Regions from separate parts of the Mus musculus genome. Here region 1 is linked to region 2. The links are chromatin loops, found by intact Hi-C in ENCODE. Cell type or tissue: gastrocnemius. All regions are shown on one strand.

Region 1 (5,000 bases), 310 kb after region 2:
TCAGACTTAGGACCTCCTTTGGAGACTGTAGTGCTGGACCCCTAGGCAGGCAGCCACAGTTTCTCCTTGCTTTCCTCAGTACTAGGGATTGAACCCATAGCCGTGGTGGTGCTGTGTAAGTGCCCTGTTACTCAGCTGTACCCTGGCTCTTTTTAACTTGTATTTTGACTGTGTCAGGGTCTCCCTAGGTTGTCTAGGTTGGACTTGAGTGTGCTAGGTAACTTAGCTAAGCCTTGAACTTGGAACCTTACTGTTTCAGCATCCCAAATGGAATAGGTATGATTCTAGGCATATGCCATTATGTGTGGCTTTTTTTTTTTTTTTTTAAGAGACAGAATCTTTATAGCCCAGGCTAGACTTGAACTCAGCAATCTTACTGCCTCAGCTTCCTGAGTGCAGGGATAATATTTGTCTTCAGCCATGTTCAGCCTGGTTTCTTTATTATTCAGTTTTTGAGTGTACAAAATAATAGGTTTCATTATAACATCTTTAAAAAATATTTATTAATTATATGGAAGTACACTGTAGCTGTCTTCAGACACTCCAGAAGAGGGCATCAGATTTCGTTACGGATGGTTGTGAGCCACTATGTGGTTGCTGGGATTTGAACTCAGGACCTTTGGAAGAGCTGTCAGCGCTCTTAATGGCTGAGCCATCTCCCCAGCCCTCATTATGACATTTTCATACACAGATGTCATGTTACCTTGTTACTATTTACTCATGCACAACCCTCCCTCTCCCTCCTTCCCCTCTGCTTTTATGTCATGTGCAGGAATTTTAGTACTATGTATTGTTGATGCCAATATGGTAGAGAATACATAGTATATAGAAGAGAATACACAGTATATAGTAGAGGATATACAGTATATGGTAGAGAATACACAGTATTTGCCTTTTCTACCCTCTCTTTACCCTCTAGCCTGTTTTTTTGTTTTGGTTTTTTTTTTTAAGTATGTGCAGTTATGTATGTGTGTGGATGTGGGCATATGTGGATGTGTGCGTGTAGAAGTTAGATGACGACTTCAGGTGTTATCCTTAGGTTCCCCACCCTGACTTTTTTTTTTCCCTCCTTTGTTTGTTTGAGACAGGGTCTCACTATGTAGCTCTGGCTGTCCTGGAACTCACTATGTAGACCAGGCTGGTCTCAACTCACAGCGTTCAGACTGCTTTTGGCTCCTGAGTGCTGGGAGTGTGCACTAGTATGCTAGTATGTGCTCCTCTTCCAGACACCAAGCTGTCTGTGGTTTCTTAACCTTCAAAGGCAGAGTAACACTCCTTAATGTGGACATACGTCCTGTTTCATCTGTCCCCTCATCCGTGGACACTTGGGCTGCCCCTGCCTTTTAGGTTTCATGACTCGCGCCACGAGGACAGGTGTGCAGTACCTCCTCCAGCTTCCTTTCACTTCTTCACGTGTACCCGAGGCAGGCTCTGCATCATAGGCCAGCTTTATTTTTAATTTTTTAGTGAATGCACTTTTTTTTTGTACCTAGGTACTAATTTCAGCACACTGGTGGTAACTCATTCATTCATTCATTCATTCACTCACTCATTCACTCGTTTTGAATAGTGACCATTGTAGAAAGTGTGTGATGATAGGCTATTGTGTTTTTTATTTTCACATCTCTGGATATTAGATCTGTGGGCATCTTTTTATGTGCTTGTTGTCCTTTTATTCATATTCTCTAGAATGATGTCTAATTAAGTCATTTGCCTAGGCTTTGATGGGGGGGTGTTGTTTTGTTATAGTTTTGTACATATTACGGGTATTAACTTTTATTTGACAGATGACTTGCAAATATGGTCTCTTGTTCTACATGCTGCCTTTGCATTCTGTTAGTGCTTCCTTTGATGAGCTGGACATGGTGGTGTACATCATGGAAGCAGGAAGATTACTACAAGTCAAGGCCAGCCTGGTCTACATAGTAAGTTCTAGGCCAACCAGGGCTACATAGTGAAACATTATCTAGCTGTCTCAAAAAAACAAACAAACAAACAAACAAACACCCCACCAACAACAACAACACAAACAAAAATGGGGAGAAAGAGTAAGAGTGAGAAAGAGAAGAGAGGGAGATGGACAGGGGCTGGGGACCAGAGAGGAGAGATGCCTGCATGGGCTGTGTGCCCCATGTGTGTGCAGATGCCTGAGGGCCACAGGGTGTCTGATCCCCTGGAGCTGCAGTTCCAGTCAGGAGCCACCTGGTGTGGAAGCAAGGAACTAAACCTGGGTCTTTCGGAGAGCAGAAAGTGCTTTTAACTGTTGAGTTATCTCTATAGCCCTAGCAGATATGTTTTTAAAAATGAAATTTTCCATATAGCTATAATACTACATTTGTGGCAAAGAATGCACTAGCTAAAAGCTGCCTCTGCGGAAAGGTTTGGGAGTTTGTGTGAGGTAACTTCAGTGTAACTGACAGAGGGGGAGCAGTCTGTACTGAAGACATAGTAAGGACTGACAGGGTTTTCTTGGTTGAATAATGATGGTAAAGGGAGCGATACATTTTTAGAGGGAGTTTGTTAATGCACAGATGTGCTTTGCATATCTTACCTGCATTTCTAGATGCTTTGAGATGCAGTTTGTCATTCCAAAATTGGTTGAGCAGGGTGCTTTCAGGCAGCACTCAGGTAAAGCTGGACCACTTTTTACATTGCTGCTGTGGATCCAGGTTCCTCTGAAATGCTGCTCCTTGGTTAGCAAGTGGAATGGTCAGCACCCAGCAGGCCAGGGCATGGTCTAGATGCAGAGAGTTTCTTTCTGGGAGTGCAGTAGTGGACATGGTTATGTTCTAGATACAGGGAGCTACTTTGTATGCGTACTTGTGGTTAGCACTGCCAGCAGGCAACAGTGGCGTTCTAGGTGCAGGGAGTTACTTTTTGTTGAGTAGCTTTGGTTACTGCTCAGGAGCTTTGCTTGGGCTGTTGTCTGGGCCTCTGAGAAGGTTATTAAGAATCGTGCCACAGAGGGAGATGTGAGAAAGAAGATAGAGGCTGGGATTCAATCCCGTCTTACTGGAATCCTATAGATTCTTATAAGAGAACATTTCTGAATTTTGTCAATTCTTTCCTGACTGCATCTGGATGTATTTATAGTTAGAGAGTATTGTGGGCTTCTTGAGGTTAGGATGTGTTATCACTACCCTAGCCCTTTAAAGGGGTTCCCCACACCCAGGCATGGTGGTACATGCCTGTAGTCTTAGCACTAAGAAGGCTGAGGTAGGAAGTTCACATTGGAAGCCAGCCTGAGGTGACATAGTGGGACAGTTGGCCTCTGTGTTTGTGCAGGCATTTGTGCATGTGTCGAGTTCTGCATTGGAGTAAATTTTTGTTACTCTAACAAATACTTGAGATAAGATTATAGATAAAAAGGTTTATTTTGGCCCACACTATGGACATTTTGGTCCGTGGCCATTTAGACTCATTGCTCTTAGGTTTGTGGCAAAGCATGGTGGGAGGCTGTGGCAGAGCAGAGCTGTTGAGCACGTGTCCATGACACACCAAGAGCACAGGTCCCAGTTTTTTCCACTCTTTGTTGCACCAGGGGCGCTGTCTCTGGGACCTGGACCTTTGCAGCACACCTGAATCTAAGCTGAGGGAGAAGCCACAAAACAGTGACTATTCAAGGTGGCCCAGAGTGTAGAGAAAGTGCTTCTAAATGGATGCTCTCTTTACACACTTGCTTTTCAGCGCTTTCGAACTGTGTGTCAGTTGAACATGCTTCCCTGATACTCCTGCTTGGTAGCTATTCAGGTCTCCTGAGTCCTTTCTTGCTCTCCAGTGTGGTGCTGTTTGTATTGCAGACCTCAGCATATTTAGTCCTCACAAGATGACAGCCTCCCTCTCTGCTTCATATTTGTTTAGCCTTGGCTAGAGTGTACCTGTGGTGTAAGGCCCAGTGCAGTGCTGCTGGAGGGACTTGTGACAATTTACTCAAGATTCTAGCTTTCCATAAGGAGAGGTGGTGTGATATGTGTGAGCTCTTTCCATGCTTACAGCTTACAGCTTGACTTTGGGAGTTGCATCTCCCACACCCCCACCTCCCAGACAGGGTCTCTCTGTGTATCCTGTCTGTCCTGGAACTCCCTATGTAGACTAGGATAGCCTTGAATTTAGAGATCTGCCTGCCTCTGCCTCCCTAATGCTGGAATCAAAGGTGTGTACCACCACTGCCTGGTTGTTTGTTTTTTGTTTATTTGTTTGTTTTCTTTTTTAAAAAATTAAACAAAATTTATATTGATTATATAACTAAAAACAGATCATCAAATAAAGTTTAATAAGTGGTGAAAGATTGGTTTGCTTCCTTTCCATGAGAGCCCACACCTTACTGTATCTTCCGCTTTCTTTTTTAAAAAGATTTGTTTTTATGTGTCTTGAGTGTTTTACATGATATATACCTTTGAACGACTTGTGTGCCTGGTTCTCACAGCAGCTAGATGAGGGCATCAGATCCGCTGTAACTGGAGTTGTGAGCCATGAGCTCTGGAATTAGTGCTCTTAATCTCTGAGCCATCTCGCCAGCCCCTCTGTTTCCCACTTCAAAAGTGTATATTGCCAGATTGCCTATGAAGAAAACTATTGTTTCAACATACTGTATGAGGGCAGCCACTTCCACATACTGACTGTTACCATTTTTTTTTAAATCACTAAGTCACATTGTGATGAAATAGTTACTGTAGTAAGAGTGGGCACTTTAAAACATTTGCTGGCTATTTCTATTTCTATCTGATTGTTTCTTTTGTTATTTTCTCCATTGACATTTGGTTTTTTTTTTTTAACTTAAATGTGTACTTAATTAAAGACAGTGTTTTTCCAAGCTTCTATTTGTTTTGGAATTATTTTTTATTTTTCTATTATTTTTTTTAATCTGTCAAATCTGCAGCTCTTGTTTTTCTAGCTTTGTTGTTATTCCTCAAAAGCCACACAAAGCCCTGTGTGTAACAATTGTGTGCTCACTAGAATTTCATCTTCATGCATCTGTTTTGTGCTGCAGATCATAAAAT
Region 2 (5,000 bases):
AGCAGCTTTTGGTAGTTACTGTACATGAGGAAGGTGAAGGCAGTAGAGCCAGCAGAAAGCGCTAGCATGCTCTCCACGGAGGCGGGGCCAGGGGAGGTCCCAGCACCCGCTGTCTTGTCCATGTTCCCATGCAATGCTTCCCAAACAAAGATCTCTTCTTGCCAACGTATTGCTGACTTCTGTAGCAAGTCTATGTCCTTCTGGAAGCCTCCTTTCCTGCCCTGTGCACGGTGCGGGCACTTTCTGGGCAGTTATGCACTTGCCTGGCAGGCTTCCTACCATTCTGGATCATGCCATGGATTTGGCCTACCTCTCCAAGCAACAGTTAAAATCATTTGAACAGTGTTTCCAAGATAAAGTCATTCACCCTTTGCCCAGCCCTGCCTCTGTCCCCAGCAACAGAGCAGTACTCGGCGCCACTCTGTGCATTCAGGGTGAACAGCATGTGCTGAGGGGGCTATGACCTCATTGCTTGCTTTTGCACCTGGGAACAAGGGACTGAGGCTCATAATTTACATACCAAAGCAGACCCAGCCTCCAGGTTCTCCCAGCATCCCTCAGTTTCTATCAGGCATAACCTACTCTGTTGGGAAAAGTGGGGGGGGGGGGGGGGGGGCTGGGGAAGGAGGGGGAGAAATATGCCACATCCGGCCAGAGTTCCTGTGCTCTGGGCAGGCAGACATGGGGAGACTGCCAGTTGCTTTCCACATGGCCCCGGGTGGGCATCTAAGCCTCTGATCCACGCAGAGGGGAGGGTGGGGGTGGAGAAGGGGCAGCCCCCGACCGGGGACCCTGGGCGACACGCCCCAGGGTTATAGGAGAAAGGGATAAGGAAAGAGGTTCCCAACACTTGTGAGAGTGGCACAGCGGATCTAGATGGAGCAGAGACTCTCTATGATTTAAGAGCTTTATTATAGAAATTCAGGGAAAAAGAGAGAAGGTAGAAAAAGAGAGAGAAAGAGAGAGAAAGAGAGTGAGGGGTAAGAAGAGAGACAAGAGAGTGGGAAGTAAGAGAGAGAGGTGGGGACTGAACACCCCTTTTTATGGTCCTCACTGTTGCTAGGTGACTGGGGAGGAGTTTAGCCTGAAGGTCAGAAGCTTGGGCCATTGCCTACATGACTACTGACCATGCTTCTCTTGTGGGGACTGTGGGAGGTGGTACCTTAGGCAGGGGCCAGAGTTCCAGGAACATGAGGGAACGCCTACCGTGTCATGTAGGTGAATTATGACCATCGGGATTCAGACTTCAGCTCGACTGGAGACCAGCCTGCAATTCCCCACACTACTTCCAACCCTGAACGTTCCAGTTCCCAAAGGCTCTTTACTATGTAATCCAGACATTTTGGTCTCCCCACTCTCTCCTCTCTCTCTTCTTTCCCTCTCTCTGTGCATGCTCTCTTTCTCTCTCTTCCCCATCTCCTCTTTCTTTCTTCCCATGGTAACTTCCCTGCTTCTTTTCTTAGGGGCAGTGAACTTGCCTGCCCAAAAGCAGCTTCCCAATAAACATATATATGTGTGTGTGTGTGTGTGTGTGTGTGTGTGTGTGTGTGTGTGTGCGTATGTGTGTGTATATGTATAAATATGTATATAAGTATATAGACACACATATCTGGCTTGAATTGGCTCATTTCATCAGCAGCAGAGAAATAACTTATCACACCTTGGTACAGAGAGAGCTATGCTGGTGTCTGACAAACTGCCTAAAATAAGACCAGGGATTCATTGATTCATATTCTCTCTCTCTCTCTCTCTCTCTCTCTCTCTCTCTCTCTCTCTCTCTCTCCCTCCCTCCTTTTAAACCCACCCTAAAGCTAAATTTGGCCAGTCTGATTAAAAGCCAGCCAGGCAATGTCCCCTAAGGATCTGCACTTCGCTTCCGTGACTCTAGAGGAAACCCAGCAAGGCAAATTAATTCTATCACACGGCCTGTTCCAAACTAATCGGCTTTCTTAACTAGACGGTTGAAGCGGGAGGCAAACATTAGCTTCAGGGGAAAGCTCCACTCCCTGTGGTGTGTGATTAAGTCAGAGTCCTTGGATCCCAGGTGTTGATTCCCTTCCAGCATCATGCGTCCCACAGGGGATGGGGACTCATTTCCTTGAACAGCTTGTCCAGGATGTCTTTGAATAGCCATGCTTGCCAGCAGGCACCCCCTCCTCCCAGCAAGGTCACTTTTCTGCTGGGAGCACATGGACTTGGACAGCTCCATCGACTGTGTGGCCGGCTTCAGTGATAGAGACCTGTACACTGTCTGGCTCTTCAGGGCCAGATCTCACTCCTTATTCCTCAGGTTCGAGTCTCCCCTAAGCACAGTCATCTCACTGTGACTACATTCTGACATTGGCCATGCAGGGAGACTGAGACCACTCTAAGATTACTGGGACCAAGCCAAGGGGTCTGTTTTGGTTTGTGTGATTCCGGTGACTCAGGTTGCTGATGACCCCGATGTCCCTATCTTGCACAAGTGTGACTGATTTTTTTTAATTTTACAGTTGAATATCAGGCCTCCCCATTTATCTGAGTCACATGATGTTTTGGGTTCTTTGGTGTACAGAGGAATCATATTTTTTGTGTGTCATCTCCCAACGTGATCACATTGACTGACATTATTGTGTATCATCAACTGCAACCATTTTGCATTGTGCCCATGCAATACCTCTGAAAGAGACCAAACAGAAGTTTTAAGCTGCTGGGTGCAAATCTCCCCCTGCACCCTTTAGAGACAATTCACATCTTACCAGCGTGCACAGAAAAGGCACTGCTTCATGATGCCTGGAATTCTGCTGTTGATTATGTATGTCTGGTGGGCATTTACATAGCAAACCTTATTATAGCCTGTGCCCTCCAAAGATGCTCAGCTCAACAAGGGAACATAGATACCACAGGGATCCTATCAGATTGCCATGGATTGAAGAGCTCCCACCAGCTAGTAACACACACTCTATGTCGTACCACTGTGTCATTCCCTAACAAGACTTCTGGGAAGGAATCCCCACTGTCAACTACATGGCTACCATTGCTTCTCAGAGACACTCATCTTAGCAAGCACATGGAAGACAGATAGACAGAGCAGAGAAGAATGGAGTATCTGAGGTGACATTTGAGCCCGGTACGAAAGACATGGGTACCAAATTGGAGAAGCTAGGTAGTCAATGTGATCTAGAACCTTCCAAGGAAACTGAGAGGCAGAAGACAAAGAGGGCTGCTAGGATCTGATCCCAATGCTGGTGACAACTTCAGGTGTGATGCTGCCTTCTAAAAACAAACTTTAACAGGGTCAGACTGGACCCTGGCATCCCTGACAAGCCAGCCACTGCCAGACGCCCTAAATAAGCCAATCCAAGAGACAAATTAATAGCGAAAGCAGAAAAAGATTTATTTCATGTGGCCACATTGGGAAGAGGGACCAAGAGGTCCAATTACTCCCCAATTCTATCTTTAGAGTCCTGGCATGAAGTAAGGCCACATGTATACAAAGCTAAGTCACTCTAGTCCAAGTATGGTCCTGTTGGTCGTTAGCCCATCTTTGTCTGGGCTCTAGGATCTCCTGTGGTCTGACAAATAGTCAACCATATGTGAAATTTGTCCTCTGGAAATCAGTTCTCCTCTGGTTGGTGTCAGGTTTCAGACTCTTGGCTCTCTGAAGTCAATGGTTACAATGTTGCCAACACCAACCCGAACAATGCACTGAAATGACTTTTAAGAGAATGTTCAGACTGTGGCATCTGATCTCTAAGTCTGTTTGTACAGGGCAGTGAGATTAGGCAGGTTTCCAGTGTCCCCCATCGCTGAGCGAGGGCAGAGGTGTTATAAACAGCAAAACAGGTGACTTTGCAGTCTGAGTAACATATTACTCAGGTGACATGGGGTCAGGAGAGCAAACACACATGACCTGCCTGCATCTGTCTAGAGAACATGATACTATTCCTTTCTTCTTCGCAAGCCTGGAGGACTCTGAATAGTGAGAATCCAGTGCCCTTGGGCACGTGTGACCAGGGAACGGAAGTCAGTGCATTTTTAAGTCTTTTGGTCCTAAGAAGCAAGGTGAAGATGGTTTCCTTTGGTGATAATTGTTTTGGGCTCTACCCAGTCAGCAGCAAGAATAAAACCTCTTCTCTGTAAGACAGACCCCTGTGCCTCAAAGCTTGCTCAAAATAGCCACACCAGGAAATGAGTAGGGATTTGGGGTGCCCTCAGACCTCATTATAATTCTCTGTAGCACATCTTGAAGTCTCACTACTGCAGTGCCTTAAAAATATGCTGGATGGCTCCCAGGTGATTGGGTCAAACAACTAAGTAGAAAAGAAAGATCCAAGACTTTTGTGAGACACTCTATGTCACTAAGGCTGGCCTTGAAATTATGATTGCACTTCCTCAGGCTTCCAGATATCAAGGTTATAGGTTTGTGCTACCACGCCCAGGTTGAGACATTTTCATTTTTGGTATTTTCAAAGTGTATTTTATTTTCATTCAAAGGGAGCATTTTCATCCTTTCTTCTGACGTTCCCTTAGGAAAATCATCCCGCTAACTTAATAAAGAGAAAGGCAAACGGGGCTTCTGAAGTGCCGAGAGATCTGCTGGCAAGGCTGTCTCAGGGGACAAAGCATTGGTAATTCTTTCTTGCTGTGGCACTTAGGGAGGGGCTAGTGGCATACTGATGCTAAGAGGCCCATTCTATGATTGGGAGCACTGTGCTCTATGTCAGTATACCAACTCTCAATTATTTATTCCAAAAGCTTCCCCAAAGGACTAGAATTTGAAGGCAATAATGTGTTTGTCTAAACACCATTTCTCCCTCTAAAATAGTGATTTAAAAAACAAAACAACAACAAAAACAAAAAAACCCAAAACATTTTGTGTATATGGCAGAGAAATTTTTCAATCTCTTTTTTTTTAAAAGATTTTTAAAAAGATTTATTTATTTACTATATATAAGTACACTGTAGCTGTCCTCAGATACTCCAGAAGAGGGCATCGGATTTCATTACGGATGGTTGTG

The links. A loop is a pair of places that touch in the nucleus more often than their neighbours do. Peaks named below come from ENCODE experiments on the same cell type or tissue, not always from the same donor. Only the 100,000 strongest peaks of a DNase experiment are listed, where the experiment ranks them.
Region 1: it touches region 2 in a loop (2.0-fold over the local background); 3 of 42 quality-filtered maps call a loop at or near these places.

The regions. Positions count from the first base shown.
Region 1 is chr1:36,927,391-36,932,390 of GRCm38, reverse strand. All of the region lies in intron 1 of Tmem131 (transmembrane protein 131), which reads left to right. Among named protein-coding and RNA genes, the nearest start is that of Tmem131, 9.6 kb to the left of the region's middle. In gastrocnemius, a CTCF peak has its summit at 2,204; no DNase peak of the experiment used is centred here; H3K27ac peaks cover 89 bases.
Region 2 is chr1:37,236,446-37,241,445 of GRCm38, reverse strand. All of the region lies in intron 2 of Cnga3 (cyclic nucleotide gated channel alpha 3), which reads right to left. Among named protein-coding and RNA genes, the nearest start is that of Cnga3, 20 kb to the right of the region's middle. In gastrocnemius, no CTCF peak of the experiment used is centred here; a DNase peak (open chromatin) is centred at 2,085; H3K27ac peaks cover 1,745 bases.